Regions from separate parts of the Homo sapiens genome. Here region 1 is linked to region 2. A link is an interaction called in ENCODE POLR2A ChIA-PET data of the cell type or tissue named here. Cell type or tissue: A673. All regions are shown on one strand. Region 1 overlaps SLC41A2 (solute carrier family 41 member 2). Region 2 holds the start of LOC105369947 (a long non-coding RNA gene).

The links. Peaks named below come from ENCODE experiments on the same cell type or tissue, not always from the same donor. Only the 100,000 strongest peaks of a DNase experiment are listed, where the experiment ranks them.
Region 1: POLR2A ChIA-PET joins it to region 2 with 13 read pairs; 2 of 35 experiments call an interaction of 5 or more read pairs at or near these places.

What each region holds. Positions count from the first base shown.
Region 1 is chr12:104,871,694-104,874,193 of GRCh38, reverse strand. The region is part of intron 6 of SLC41A2 (solute carrier family 41 member 2); the gene reads left to right. Among named protein-coding and RNA genes, the nearest start is that of SLC41A2, 85 kb to the left of the region's middle. In A673, no CTCF peak of the experiment used is centred here; no DNase peak of the experiment used is centred here.
Region 2 is chr12:104,139,962-104,142,461 of GRCh38, reverse strand. LOC105369947 (a long non-coding RNA gene) reads right to left here and starts at 2,231. Exons shown (of 3, transcript XR_945286.2): 1 at 1,764-2,231. In A673, no CTCF peak of the experiment used is centred here; no DNase peak of the experiment used is centred here.

The DNA.
Region 1 (2,500 bases), 730 kb before region 2:
GCTGAGGCAGGAGAATGGTGTGAACCCGGGAGGCAGAGCTTGCAGTGAGCCAAGATTGCGCCACTGCACTCTAGCCTGGGCAACTGAGCAAGACTCTGTCTCAAAAAAAAAAAAAAAAAACAAACTCAGGCAACAAAAGTAAAAATAAGTGAGACTACGCCAAATTTAAAAGTTTCTACACAGCAAAAGAAACAATCCACAAAGTGAAAAGGAAAAGGCATCCTATGGATTGGGAGAAGATATTTGTGAACCATATGTTTGATAAGGAGTCAATATCCAAAATATATAAGGAGCTCACATAACTCAATAAAAAACACATAACCCAATTTAAAACTGGGCAAAGGACCTGAGTAGACATTTCCCCCAAGAGCACATAAAAATGACGAACAAGTATATGAAAAGGTACTCAATGTCACTAATCATCAGAGAAAAGCAAACCAAAACTGAAATGAGATATCATTTCACATCTGTTATAATGGCTATTACCAATAAGATGAAAGATAACAAGTGTTGGCAAGGATGTGGAGAAAGGGGAATCCTTGTACACTCTTGGTAGAAATGTAAATTGGTGCAGTTTTATGGAAAACAGTATGGAGGTTCCTCAAAAAATTAAAAATAGAATGACTGCATGACTCAGCAATCTCCCTTTTGGGTATGTATCCAAAGGAAATGAAATCAGCCCTTCACAGAGATATTTGCACTCCCATGTCCATTGCAGCATTATTTACGGTTGTCTAGATATGGAAACAACCTAAATGTTCCTGATGGATGAGTAAATAATAAAATTGTAGTATATATACAATGTAATATTGTTCGGTCTTAAAAAAGGAGAATCCGCCATTTGCAACAACATGAATGAACCTGGAAGACATTATATGTCAAGTGAAATAAGCCAGACACAGAAGTAAAAATACTGCATGATCTCACTTTATATAGAGAATCTTTAAAAATATGTCAGATACATAGGAACGAAGAGTAGAATGGTAGTTACGGGGGATGGGGGTTAGGGGTGGAGGTGAGGCAGGAAATGGGGAGATGTAGATCAAAGACTACAAAGTTGCAGTTATGTAGGATGAAAAAAATCTAGAGATCCAATGAATGTACAACATGAGGACTATAGTTATAACTAGAAGTTTGCCAAGACAGTAGACTTTAGATGTAATTACCACAAAAAAGTGGAAAGAGGTTAAATATCTGAGATGATGGATGTTAAATCACTGGACTGTAGTAACCACTTAACTATATATCTAACCATGTAACTGTAATATGTCTATGAAAACACCAAGTTGTACACCTTAAGTATGTATCAAAAAAAGAAAAAAGTCTTATTCAACTACTTAGAATTCTGAGTATTCTGAAATGACTGAATACCCCCTCATGTGCTGTTAGCTTTCATACATGTACTAAGGCTCTCTGCATCCATGGAATTCAATGTGTGCTACTTTTCTTTTTTTTCTTTTGGAGACAGAGTCTTGCTCGACTGTCGCCCAGGCTGGAGTGCAGTGGTGTGATCTCGGCTCACTGCAACCTCCGCCTCCCAGGCTCAAGCAGTTCTGCCTCAGCCTCCCAAGTATCTGGGATTACAGGCACCTACCACCACACCTGGCTAATTTTTGTATTTTAGTAGAGACGGGATTTTGCCATCTTGGCCAGGCTGGTCTTGAACTCCTGATCTCAAGTGATCCACCCGTGTCGGCCTCCCAAATTGCTGGGATTACAGGTGTGAGCCACCACACCCAGCTAAAGTGTGCTACCTTTCTTTTGCTTCTGCTGAAATTTGCTGATTTCTGCTATCTGAAGTAAATATGCAATTTTCCCCCTTTTCCTCTCCACTCCTCCAAAAAAGAGTGAAACAAACAAGCCTAAAGCTTTGTTTACTCCAATTGACTTTATTTTTTGTAGTCATCCTGAGTAACTCTTTATTGCTTAATGGACAAAGTTAAAGTTTTTACCCTGGTATTTAGGCCTCGCGGAGTCAGTTGGAAACTTACCTTCTTAAGCTTCTGCCTGCTTCTCCTGTTCTATACCTTTTACTCCAGCCAAACTCAGCTGTTTACTGATCTCATATACCATCTGTTTTTTTTTTCCTTCTTATTCCCCTCCCTCAATTCATTCCTCATTCCCCTCTCCCAGTTCATCCTCTTCTTCCCATCAAGGCCAATCCAAATCCTTCTCATTTTTAAAGCCTACATTTATAGATTTTCCTAGTCTTAAGTGATCTTTTTTCTCCTCTGAATTCCTATAACACTTAATTGACACTTCTCTTGTGACATGTTTAATGTGTGGCTGGTCATTATAGCTTTTTCTATAAATGTTATACCTTCTCTTATGAGGATATAAGCTTCTTAAGGACAAAACTGCGTTCTTATTTTATTTCTTTGTAGCACCCTATAGTGCCATATACAAAACAGATGTTTAATAAACAGTACTTCACCAAATGCTTTATTCCTTTTGAAAGCACTCCAATTAACGTGATTAGAAGTTATTCAGAATGATTTTG
Region 2 (2,500 bases):
GTTTAGAGATGAGTTGAACTTTAGATGTGGAAGAAGGATTACTAGAGTGTGGCTGTTGCTGATTGGCTAATTTTCAGAAGCAAGTCACTGATCAGGAGATTGTTATTGATTGATTAAAACAGATTCTGGTTGTTTCTTGTCACTATGACCAAAGAACAATCAGTATCTTTTTGTTGCTCAATTTGGAATGAAGGAACTTGCCACTCTGTCTTACAAGGCCACTGGAAAGTCTTTGTCTTTTACTTTGAGAGAAATGAGGAGTTAATAGGGGATTTTTGAGCAGTGGAGTGACAGGATTTGACTTATATTTTCAGAGGATCTGAAATCTTGGCTGCTGTGTACCAGAGTGGAAGAGGGGAGACAAGTCACTGCAGTCACCCTGATGAGAGATGTATTAGGTTGTTGTTGCATTCCTGTAAAGAAATACCTGAGACTATGTAATTTATACAAAAAGAGGTTTAATTGGCTCACGGTTCTCCAGGCTGTATAGGAACCATAAGGCTGGCATCTGCTTCTGGGGAGGCCTCAGGAAGCTTCCAATCATGGTGGAAGGCAGAATGGGAGCAGGAACTTCACAAGGCAAAATCAGGAGCAAGAGGGAGAGGGGGAGGTGCTACACACTTTTAAACCACCACATCCCAAGAGAACTCACTCAGTATCTCGAGGACAGCATCCAGGGGATGATGCTCAACCATTCATGAGAAAGCTACCCCCATGATCCAATTATCTCCCACCAGGCCACACCTCCAACACCGGGGATTACATTTCAACATGAGATTTGGCTAGAACATCCAAATCCTTTCAGGAGATGTGACTTGAACCATGGTGGTAGTAGTATGGGCAATGAGAAGTGTTTTCTCCCTTTTTTTTTTTTGAGACAGAGTCTTGCTCTGTCACTCAGGCTGGAGTGCAGTGATGCAATCTCAGCTCACTGCAGCGTCCACTTCCCGGGTTCAAGTGATTCTCCCATCTCAGCCTCCTGAGTAGCTGGGACTACCAGCATGCAGCACCATGCCCAGATAATTTTTGTACTTTTTGTAGAGACAGGGTTTCACCATGTTGGCCAGGCGGGTCTCAAACTCCTGAGCTCAAGCAGTCCACCCTCCTCAGCCTCCCAAAATGCTTGGATTACAGGCATAAGCCACTGAGCCTGGCCTGTTTCCATTTTAGATATATGTACTTATAGCCAACAAATAAACAAGATAATCCAGTTAGGCTAAGGGTATTGGAGCAAATATCATATTTACTTTTACATAGAATAATATAGCTGGATGACAGGATAGAGAGTAACTGGGCGGGGCTACTTAAGAAGAAGGGATCAGGGAAGTCCCTCATTGAAGGGGCAAGACCTCAGTGATGAAAAGAAGCCAGTGAGGATCTTAAGGCTGGTGCGTGTGTGAGGAGCAATGCATAGGCCAGTGGGTCTAGAAGGTGGTGAGGTCAGGGTTGAGGAAGAGCCACAAGCCGGGTGGGAGAGGGAAGCTGAAGCCAGATCCTTCTAGGCCTCAGTGCATAGAATGGATTGAGAAGAGTGGAGCAAGAGAAGAATCAGGAAGGTGGAAGTGGAGACAATATTCTACTAGACCCTGTCCTCATGGGAATTTTACGAGACCTCATTGAAGTGATGAAGTAAAAACTGTGAAGTCTTCATGGGGCCAGGGATTCTGTTTCATTGTTTGCTTAATTATGACGCCTAGAGAAATGGCGATATGAACTAACTGGCAGCTGTGGTGTACAGACTCGAAATAAAGACACTCAATTACCTGTCTCTGACTTTGAATGCAAAGACTAGGTTAGCTGCAGTGTTTTTTCCAAGACTAAATTATGATCTTGGCCTTCCTCTTTCACCAAGTCATCAGAAAAGTGGTTAACATTTATTGGGGGCTTCCTGAAATAGATACAGAAGAAACAGAGAACACAGGTTGGTTGTTAAGGCAGGATGACCTAGGATCCAACTGCAGAGGGGATGTGGACCGGGTTCCATTTCTCCTAGAGTTCTGGCTCCTCAGGGTAAGGAGAGTGATTCATTCACCTTTGTAGCCCTTGGGCTCCTAGTACAATGCCTGCAGAATGTAGGAGCTGATATTACCTTTTAGTGGAATTTGAATTAAGCACATAGTTTAGATCCACAGTACTGAAATGATAAACTATTAACTCAGAAAAGTAGTCATCTTCGCATCTTTTGGTTCACCATCCAGAATTGGGAGAAGGATTAGTCATCTTTCTCCCAATTCTTTTTTTTTTTTTTTTTTCCTTTTTTGAGACAGAGTTTCATTCTTGTCGCCCAGGCTGGAGTGCAATGGCGCGATCTCAGCTCACCGCAACCTCCGCCTCCTGGGTTCAAGTGATTCTCCTGTCTCAGCCTCTCGAGTAGCTGGGATTACAGGCATGCGCCACCACGCCCGGCTAATTTTGTATTTTTTAGTACAGACGGGGTTTCTCCATGTTGGTCAGGCTGGTCTCGAATTCCTGACCTCAGGTGATCGGCCTGCCTTGGCTT